2 separate regions of the Homo sapiens genome follow, and region 1 is linked to region 2. A link is an interaction called in ENCODE POLR2A ChIA-PET data of the cell type or tissue named here. Cell type or tissue: endothelial cell of umbilical vein. All regions are shown on one strand. Links, peaks and the distances in the headings refer to the core of each region. The heading gives the core; the rest is flanking DNA.

What was found. Peaks named below come from ENCODE experiments on the same cell type or tissue, not always from the same donor. Only the 100,000 strongest peaks of a DNase experiment are listed, where the experiment ranks them.
Region 1: POLR2A ChIA-PET joins it to region 2 with 5 read pairs; 8 of 35 experiments call an interaction of 5 or more read pairs at or near these places.

The regions. Positions count from the first base shown.
Region 1 is chr7:151,508,466-151,513,843 of GRCh38, reverse strand. All of the region lies in intron 1 of RHEB (Ras homolog, mTORC1 binding), which reads left to right. Among named protein-coding and RNA genes, the nearest start is that of RHEB, 8.7 kb to the left of the region's middle. In endothelial cell of umbilical vein, for the core only: no CTCF peak of the experiment used is centred there; no DNase peak of the experiment used is centred there.
Region 2 is chr7:151,733,982-151,739,359 of GRCh38, reverse strand. The region is part of intron 3 of PRKAG2 (protein kinase AMP-activated non-catalytic subunit gamma 2); the gene reads left to right. Among named protein-coding and RNA genes, the nearest start is that of PRKAG2-AS2, 70 kb to the left of the region's middle. RefSeq lists an enhancer at 3,318-3,975. In endothelial cell of umbilical vein, for the core only: no CTCF peak of the experiment used is centred there; a DNase peak (open chromatin) is centred at 2,759; H3K4me3 peaks cover 1,124 bases; H3K27ac peaks cover 1,896 bases.

The DNA of each region.
Region 1 (5,378 bases), core at 309-5,308, 230 kb after region 2:
GCAGGTATCTTTTAATGTCTTAACAGCTGGATTCTCATCTCTGCTCCTGAATTCATTCCCTTAACGTTATTTTAATGAAGTAAGGAGTACTTGAATAGTTTTTCAGGTAGTTGAATATTCTTTGATACCGAAACTTCATAAGTGATAGTTTGCAAAGAATAGTTACACTATGCAATCTGAAATCATATTGATGAATTTGCCCAACTCCGCAGGTCTGCTTTATACTTGGAATGGATCTTCTACCATGCCTGGTTTTGTAGCGTTACTGGTCATTTGGAAAATATTTGTTCATCGTTACGCAGATCTTCCACATGTTGACACATTTTATTATACAAGCATTTTTAAAAATCACATTTGTTAATATCACCACCAATCTCTGCAAAGTCTTAAGTTTTAGAACACTGTTCGCTATGAGTGGTGCAAGTTTTCCAAAATTCTAATTTCCTCCTTGAGTTCAAATAATTTCCTTGGCAACATGCTACCAGTTTTTACTTGAATTGACTGTTTTGTTTCTTTAATTTCCAAGAAAATGTCTGCCAGCTATTCACATTTGCAATAATGATAGTTTGTCATCATTCTTGCAAGTAAAAAAGGCATTCCATGATAAAAGTGGCCAGTTCAGATCACTTCTCAAATGACTGCACAAGTGCTTTTTTTGGAAACAACCATCATACTTCAGTATGTAACAGAGGTGCTTTATGTGTACATCTCATTTTGTCGTGCAGAATATTAAAAAGACAGGTACCAAAGGGTCAAGATTTAATATAATTTTACTGCTTTTTCAAGGACACTGTTAAGTAGAAACAGCTCTTTTCCCACTGTGAATGCATGGTAGTAAAGAATACAGTGACTTACCACTCAGTTTGTAACTACTGTTTTTGATTCATGCCAAGGGGTGCCGAGCTAGCAGTTTTCCCTACCATTGCTTTTGCACCCTTAGTACAAATGGGAACTTTGTGGAAAAGGCAAATGATAACTTAATATTGCTATGAATATCGTTTTGACCTCATGAGACCCCTGAAAAGATTTTGGTAAACCCCTTAGAGGTCCACAGACCACCCTTTGAGAACCATTAAACTGTTGTAAGCTAGGATCTTGTTCACTGCTGTGCAAAATCGAATTGACAGTGACTGCATCCTAAATGCTGTTCACAGCGATATGGTTCCCACAGTGTTAGAAGAGCCTCCTAGGAGAGGCCCTGTAGCGTTGTGAGAGACAAAGATGGCAAGGCAGGAAAGAACTTGGCGTGGTTAGAATGGAAGGAAGCACGAGGGAGGCCAGAGAACATCAGGAGAGTTATGATATCTGTGTGCCTATTGGTTTGGCCTCTGATTGTGTTGCATTTTTGGATGAGTTGTGTTTGGACCTGGTGATGGCGAGGCTCCCAGAGAGTAGTGAAAATTGCAAAGAGTAGCAGGATACCAGAGACCCATATACTAATAATATAGTTTTTAAATACGAGTATCAGGATGAAGGTGGGGAGGAGTACACAAGTAAAAATAGCAACTTTATCACAGAATGAGACACTGCCACCTCTACCTGTGATTGTGGAAGGTCAGAGATGCACAATGCTTTTCTTGGGTGAAGATTCAGAATAACAAGTTCGCAAACAACTGTAATAGTGTCCATGGCTGGATTGTTCTTAGTTACTTGAATAAATCAGAACTGAACTTGCACATGATTGTGCAAGTGAGAGTATTATGAAATCTTTAGGGATCATACTTGAAGGAACCTTCATTCTTAGTTCTAATTTATTCTGAAGTACCAAATGAAATCTTAACATTGATACAGTACTCACGGTCTATCTTCGTCACGTCATTCTTGCTAACTGTGAGAATGCAAACTGCTGAGTCCTTTTAACATGAATTGCTGGATTGATTTTTAAATATAATCAGCTGTGCGCAGTGGCTCTCGCCTATAATTCCAGCACTTTGGGAGGCCAAGGCGAGTGGATCACCTGAGGTCAGGAGTTCGAGACCAGCCTGGCCAACCTGGCGAAACCCTGTCTCTACTAAAAATACAAAAATTAGCTGGGCGTGGTGGTGGGCGCCTGTAATCCCAGCTACTAGGGAGGCTGAGGCCTGCAGGAGAATCACTTGAACCCGAAGGGGGAGGTTGCAGTGAGTCGAGATCGCGCCACTGGGCGACAGAGCAAGACTCCATCTCAAAAAAAAAAAAAGAAATCTAACATTTTAAAGGTTCTGGAATACTATTTTAGTATTTTAATTTTCTTCAATATATGTTGGGCTTCTGGTTATTAAAAAAAAAAAAGGAGTTCCTGTAGGATTGGAGCTTTAAATCTAAACTGGTATTAGTTTAGAACAGGAAGTGCTAGAAAAGCCTTTACGTTGTGCTCTTATGGGCAAGTTAAGAAAGCAGGGCAGTTTAAAGATAGTGATAGAATTCACTCCGAAGTGTCATGCTTGCTTGGTTTGCGTCTTATCTGTAGTAGAATTGAGTCTTTCTCTCCCGCATTTCTCTTTTTGTTGTGCTTACATGTTTGCAGAAGGACTCCTCATGGACATTTGAAAGAGAAGTTGGTGTTTTAGCAAGATACACCATCCCACCTTTTGCAGGATTGAGAGTTGAATGTTAATAACTACCTGATGGCATAGTACATAATTTGTGAATGGGGATGCAAATATGGGCTTTTACAGTTAATACAGTTTTATGAGATGAAATGCTTTTCTAAGACTTCTGTGTCTTAGATATAAATGTGTCTGCCTATTTTGCTAGCTTTATTTTTTTTTTTATTTTTTATTTTTTGAGACGGAGTCTCACTGTGTCATCCAGGCTGCAGTGCAATGTCGCGATCTCGGCACACTGCAGCTTCAACCTTCCAGCCTCAAGGATCCTCCCGCCTCAGCCTCCCGAGCAGCTGGGACTATGGGTGTGTGCCACCATGCCCTGGCTATTTTTTTATTTTTTTGTAGACATGAGGTCTTACTTGTTGCCTCGACTGGTCTCGAAGTCCTGGACTCAAGCGATCCAGCCACCTCAGCCTCCCAGAGTTCTGGGATCACAGGCTGAGCCACTGCACCTGTATTTTGCTGGCTTTAAAATCTCAATCACATTTGGCATTTGTTTGAAAGAGAACATTTGGGCCAGGCCCCCAAAGATTGAATCACTGCAACTGTTGGTTGAAGAGGACAGTTTGTGAGTGTTATGTGTTATTCAAATTAGGTGTTCATTAAGCATTTGAATAAATGCTCTACTTTGTACCAGTCACAAAAGCTAGGACAGTTATAATCCTTGCCCTCAAGGAGCTTCAGTCTAGTTGAGAGCCACAGGAACTTGTTCCTGCTACTGAGAATAATAATTGTTGGTGCTTTTGAAGCATTTACTGTTATGGGGTACAATCTTAATGCACATGTATTAATAGCCTTTAAACTCGGGTAGGTGCAGTTGTTACACCTATTTTGCAGATAAGGAAACTGAAGTACAAAAAGTTTATGTGACTTGCCCAATGTCAAACTGTTGTTAAGTGACAAAGCCAGGATTTTGAACTCAGGCAGTGGCTCCAGAGCAGGCAGTCTTTAATCAGCTACTACACGATTGTTACTTAAATACAGTTGGGATAGGTGTTTGAGAGAAATAATCAAAGGCAGGGCTAACTTGATCATCAAGTGGGGATGGGGGTGGTGGGAGAATTGTCTTTAAAGGAAAGGCAGTGTGGCTCACTGAGTGAATGAGAAGGGTGAGGTGTGAGTAATGAGAGAGGTCGGGACTCATGTGTTTGCCAACTGTCCTTCAAGAACAGTTTTGTCTGCTCTGTGAAAAGTTTTAGACTTTTTCCTAGAAACTGTGGGAAGTGACTGAAGGGTTTTAAGCAACAAATAAGACGATGATCTATACCAGGGACTGGCAGACTTGTTCTGTAAAAGGCCAGATAGTAAATATCTCAAGCTTTGCAGGGCAGGCCATGTAGCCTCTCTTGCAGCTATTCTACTTTGCCTTTGTAGGACGGAAGCAGCCACAGACAATACATCAACGAGTGGGTGTGGCTGTGTGCTAGTAAAACTTTATTTATGGATATAACACTTGAACTTCATCTGATTTTCAGTATCATGAAATACTGTTTCTTTTTCCAACCACTTAAAGATGAAAAAAACATTTTTAGCTCATAGACTGTACAAAACCAAAACAGGCTGTAGGCCAAATTTGGCCCCTGGTCTGTAGTGTGCTGATCCTGGCTTCCATCCTCCTGCTGTTCTGTGAAGTGGGAGGGGTGGTAAGGGAGTAGAAATGGGAAGACCAGCCAAGGCGCAGAGTAGATGAGATGAAGAGGACGCACATGGGAGATTTCCTTAGAGGGAGAATGGGCAAGACCAATGTGGAAGCTGTGAAGTAGCCTTCAGATTTCTCATGTGAGTGCCTGAGTAGGTCATGTTGCCATTGGCTAAAATCAGAAATGATGGAACAGGAGCAAGTTTAAGGGGTGGACCAGATTTATTTATGCACCTGCCAGATCCACACACTTTCCTTGCTTTCTGGCCACAGAGGCCCTAGCGACCACCCACACAGGGCACAGTTCCCATGGTCCCGAAGACAGGTGGCTGTGCCTACAAGTAGGGTTCTGAGGGTTTGCTGGCCCTGGGTCCTTGTGTCACCCAAGGATTTGACCAAGCATACCCTCACACCGCAGGATTGTTGCCCCAGAGACAAATGAGGTTGCTGGGCCCGGGTGGCCCCACACGCTCACGTTGCCCACTCAGGCAGGCAGTGTCTTACTACAAGGATGTTTGTCATTCCTGCTTGCTGGGAGGGGGAGTTGGACTCTTTCTCTAGATCTTTTCATTCTGCATAAGAGTGCTACAAAAATGTGTGAATATGTTTTATAATAATAAATTGCTTTCTTAATCTAACCATGTTTCTGTATGAGCAGTGTCCTAAAAAATTGAGCTGTACACAAAATGAGCCTACCTTCCAATTTTTTTAGACTTCTATGGAAGTATTTCTGGAGCACAAATTTAGGGAGCTAAATTTATACAAATAATATGATCCTATTCCCTTAAACAAGGGTACAGAGCAGCCTTGCCCAATGGAAACAATCTGGCCTGGTGCAGTGGCTCACGCCTAGAATCCCAGCACTTTGGGACCCAAGGTGAGAGGACCACTTGAGCTCAGGAGCTCCAGAACAACCTGGGCAACACAGCGAAACCCTGTCTCTACAAAAGTGGGAGGCTGAGGTCTCAAAAAAAAAAAAAAACTAAAAATATAACCTAATGTAATTTTAGATTTTTCCAGTAGGCATATTAAGTAAAAAGAAATAAGTGAAATTAATATACTTAATTTAGCTCAGTATGTCCAAAATGTTATTTCAACATGTGATGGATATTGTTGATATTTGTACATTTGTCATACTTACACTGTGACAC
Region 2 (5,378 bases), core at 203-5,202:
TTTGGTAGAAATTGCATGAGAAAAGTTGAGACCATAGTTTCTTGATCGGCTAAGCAATGGTATGACTATGAGGTCATTCTAGACAGAGATGGGTCAGGTCCCCTAGGCAGGAAGAGCACACTTACACATCTTTAATAGGTCAGGTCCAATCACGTGAGCAGTTGCTCTACCAGTCGATGGGATCTGAAATGCTAGAACCAGCTCCAGCTACACCGGAGCCATGCCGGGGCCGAGCAGGCTTCTTGGGAGCTGGTGTGTGTCCCCTGCAGATGGAGGCTACCGAGACCAGCTCAGCTGGGGAGACCCGAACCCGGTTGGCTTCTGTGGATGGAGGCCCCATGGGAGTGGCAGATCTGGGGTGGGAGCTGAGCTTCCAGGGTTTCATCTCACGGGGATAGAATGGAAGACTTCCCTTGGCCCTCCTTCCTGTTGCCCTAGCCTGGAGCCATCTTTATCTCATCAGGCATCTGCAGTGACTGGGCCAACAACTCCAGTGGTACTAGAGGAATTAAAGACACACACACAGAAATATAGAGGTGTGAAGTGGGAAATCAGGGGTCTCACAGCCTTCAGAGCTGAGAGCCCCAACAGAGATTTACCCACATATTTATTAACAGCAAACCAATAATTAGCATTGTTTCTATAGTTATTAAATTAACTAAAAGCATCCCTTAAGGGAAACAAAGGGATGGGCCGAATTAAAGGAATAGGTTGGGCTAGTTAACTGCAGCAGGAGCATGTCCTTAAAGCACAGATCGCTCATGCTATTGTTTGTGGCTTAAGAATGCCTTTAAGCGGTTTTCCGCCCTGGGCAGGCCAGGTGTTCCTTGCCCTCATTTCCGTAAACCCACAACCTTCCAGCTTGTGCGTTAGGGCCATTATGAACATGTCACAGTGCTGCAGAGATTTTGTTTATGGCCAGTTTTGGGGCCAGTTTATGGCCAGATTTTGGGGGGCTTGCTCCCAACAGAGGCCCCATGGCAGTGGCAGATCTGGGCATCTCTGGCTTCTGTGGATGGAGGCCCCGTGTGAGTGGCAGATCTGGGCATCTCTGGCTTCTGTGGATGGAGGCCCCGTGGGAATGGCAGATCTGGGCATCTCTGGCTTCTGTGGATGGAGGCCCCGTGGGAGTGGCAGATCTGGGCATCTCTGGCTTCTGTGGATGGAGGCCCCGTGGGAGTGGCAGATCTGGGCATCTCTGGCTTCTGTGGATGGAGGCCCCGTGGGAGTGGCAGATCTGGGCATCTCTGGCTTCTGTGGATGGAGGCCCCGTGGGAGTGGCAGATCTGGGCATCTCTGGCTTCTGTGGATGGAGGCCCCGTGGGAGTGGCACATCTGGGCATCTCTGGCTTCTGTGGATGGAGGCCCCGTGGGAGTGGCAGATCTGGGCATCTCTGGCTTCTGTGGATGGAGGCCCCGTGGGAGTGGCAGATCTGGGCATCTCTGGCTTCTGTGGATGGAGGCCCCATGGGAATGGCAGATCTGGGGTGGGAGCTGAGCTTCCAGGGTTTCATCTCATGGGGATAGAATGGAAGACTTCCCTTGCCCTCCTTCCTGTTGCCCGAGTGTGGAGCCATCTTTATCTCATCAGGCATCTGCAGTGACTGGGCCAACAACTCCAGTGGCACTGAGCTCTGTAAATGAAAGAGGTGAGAGAAAAGGCATGAAAAGCAGCCCAACCCAAGTTGGGAGGCTGGACCTGTGGTTCCTGAGGAGGCCTGGGCTCCAGTGGCAAGCTGCTGGGGCGCTTCCACCCCACACTCCATCCCCTTGTTTTCGGACGAGCCGTAGATAATAACAATTCCGCTGAAGAAACTGATGGCGTTGCAGTTTTGGGAGGTTATCCCACCCTAGTGGGCGGCCAGAAGAACCCAGGCTACTAATCTTTAGCTCGGGGGTTATTTAACTGGTCTGACATAGTCTCCTCCTCATGTGCATAGTCATTTGGGAAGAATCAGTTACCATGAGAGGTTCAGACTGTTGGAACTAGGCTAAATCTCTCTTTTTTTTTTTTTAATAGAGATGGGGGTCTCACTGTGTTGCCCTGGCTGGTCTTGAACTCCTAGGCTCAAGCCATCCTCCCACCTCAGCCTCCCAAAGTGCTGAGATTACAGGCGTGAGCCACCGTGCCTGGCCCTAGACTAAATCCTAAAATGACCTGGTCTTGTCTTAGTTCACTAAGGGGGAAACTGAGGTTCAGAAATGGGAAGTAACTTTCTGATGGTCACAAAGCTGGTTAGTAGCAAAGCAGGTAACTTTAGTGAGGCTATCAGACAAAAAGTCAAGGATTTTTTTTCTATCTTTTGCTTCCAAAGTTTGTTTTATTGGTTGCAAAACATATACAAATTATAAATGTTTTAGGTTTTACTTGATCAGCGGTTTGGCTTAGGAGTCAAGGAGATTAGAACTCCAGTCCTGGTTCTACCATTGGCGACAGGATCTTGGGGAAGTCACCTCCCTGTCCTGAGCCTGTTTCCCCATCTGTCATAGAAGGGAGTTGGACTAGATCTCTCTAAAATCTCTTCCAGCTCTGTCATGCTGCAATTCTCAGCAAGTCCAGAGCTCAAATTACGCATTTGCCGAAGACCTTCCGTTAAATTCCAGTCGGGGAGCTGTATCCCCTCCTTGAAGACGGCATTGCTGCTTTCATTGAGTGGAACCGTGAGCCAGGGTAGATTCAGCAATTTCCAGCCCAGGGACTTGTGTGGCTTCTCCACCCGGCAGCAGCCGGAGCCTTCTGACCCCGTGGGGCCCTGGAACCCATGAATCAAAATAGTTGTGTGATGTCATGTCACAATGGGAATGTGCTCTGGCCAATTGGTGCCAAGAATTGTCTGCCCAGGGTGGTTTCCTTTTACAGTCTGTTTAAAGAGACATCATGCACGGCTGCACATGACTTGCAGGCTTGTGCCTCCTTTGCCTATCTGGTCTTCCCTCCTTTTTTTAATTTTAAGGAGAAAAAAAAAAAAAAAAAAAGCCCTGGAGAGTATCAGTGAGCAGCTGACCTTAACTACATCAACAAATCCCCTGCGAAGTTCTGTTTGCGCTTCCGGCAGCTTCTTGCTACTTAAGGACAGCCGGGCTGACGCTCCAGCTGCTGTGGCCGGAGGTGCAGCCCCGTCAGGACGGCTCCACTCCCTGGCGCCTCACAGACTCTGGGGCTGCGGTGAGGTCGCCCTGAAGACCCCCTGGTGAGGACGCTTGAACCCGGGCTGTCACCTGAGCACAGGCTGCCACTCTGAGCTTTTGGGGCGCCCTGTGCCTGTCGGGCTGATGCTCCTCTGGCTCCCGGCCACCTGGGGCTGACACCGGTTCTGTGGGTCCTGATATGTTCACCTGTCGCCACTCCTGTGGCCACAGCTACCCATGAAGCGCTTTGGGAGCCTCAGGAGCAACAAGAAACACAAGGACCAAAATCGAAGCACGGAGAGGCGCCAGTCGGAGCCTCATGGCCTTTTCGGTAGGACTCTGCCCATTCCCGAGCCCCTGGTGGTCTGTCCTTGGGAGGGAACCCCACGGCGTGTGTGCACACCCTCCTAAGCAGTAGCTGTTTCCAGCCACTCTCTTCCAACTGGGATATAACATCAGGCGGTGGTTAGAGGAATACGTGGGAAGTGTTTCCTTGCTGATGGCAGTGCTGCTGTGGGGAGCCGCCTGACAATACTCTTTCTGAAGCTGTTTCCTTTCTTGCCCCACCTGGCCCAGGGAGGCTAGTGATGGATTGGATTGTCATTCATTTATGCAAAAACTGTGGCTCAGGGGAAAAGTAAGAGTGGATGGGCACTGTTGTTTTCAGCTGTTAAAAATGAAACATGCAGTTTAGAGGAAACTATTGGAGGTCAGGAAGAGAGAGGTCTTCTTCCCAGGTTCCGTAGCGGAGTAATCTGACAGATCGTGGGCTAATGTGGGAGGGGAAACACCTGCCTAATTTGTGCCCCATGAGGAGAAGCTTGCATTGTGGTCTCCCTGGTCTCTGGCAACTTCTGCAGCTCCTCCATGTACAGGAGGATGGGGTCAGGGCAAGTGGAACAGGTGGTGAAGCATCTGTGGTTCAGTATTTTCAAGGACCTGCAGACTTGGAGTGGGTTTTGCCCTTGTCTGTCTGCAGCCACACAGGTCGATTCCAAAGCTTTCTTAGCTCCACACCTGGTTAAGACCTGCCCACTCAAAATTAGATGTCAGATTTCATTTATTAAGAATCAGAGGCCGGGCGCGGTGGCTCATGCCTGTAATCCCAGCACTTTGGGAGACCAAAACAGGCGGATCACCTGAGGTCAGGAGTTCGAGACCAGCCTGGCCAACATGGTGAAACCCTGTCTCTACTAAAAATACAAAAAATTAGCTGGGCGTGGTGGCGTGCGCATATAGTCCCAGCTACTCGGGAGGCTAAGACAGGAGAATCGCTTGAACCCAGGAGGCAGAGGTTGCAGTGAGCCCAGGTCACACCACTGCACTTCAGCCTGGGCGACAGAGCAAGACTCTGCCTCAAAAAAAAAAAAAAAAAAAAAAAAGAATCAGATTTAGGCTGGGCCTATAATCCCAGGACTTTGGGAGGCCAAGGAGGAAGGATCACTTGAACCCAGGAGTTTGAGACAAGCCTGGGCAACATAATGAGACCTTCTCTCTACAAAAAAATTTAAAAGTTAGCCGAGCATGGTGGCACATGCCTGTAGTCCCAGCTACTCAGGAGGCTGAGATGGGAGGCTCCCTTGAGCCCAGGAGGTCGAGGCTACAGTTAGTTGTGATTGGGCCACTACACTCCAGCCTGGGTGACAAAGCTAGACCCTATCTAAAAAAACAAATCAGAGTCAGCGCATTGCCAGCGTTACTGCTTGCATGGCATAGGTTATTCCTGAAGAGCCCACTGCAAGATGGAACAGCAGGACCCCTACCCCAGTGCTGTTATTTATCAGCTGAGTTTCACCAGGGCTGGGGAGACACAGCCTAGGGGATGAGTAAAATGAGGAGCCTGGGGGGTGTATGAAGCCATGTCCCCTGACCGGAATGTGATGTGTTAAGTGGAAAAATATTGTCATTATGTGTAACAGGGAGGTGACTTTGGCAAAATGTCTGAACTGTAAATGAAAACTGGAAGAGCAGAAAAAGAAAAAGGTAAATCTAAAATCTGCCTGTATTTCTTGCTATATCCGCTTTGGGCAGCTCTCCTGGAAGCGTCTGCAGGCTCAGATTGTGCTGAGTCCTCGGGGGAGAGCAGGTGAAGGAGACAGCAGTCCTTGAACCCAGAGAGTGTTCAATCTTGTGAAGAAGAAAGCCCCATAAAGAGAACTAGAGAGCGGCGTCTAATCGAGTAGAGTTCCAGCTACTCAGGAGGCTAAGGTTGGGGGATCACTTGTAGGTGAATGTAGGCCAGGTGCGGT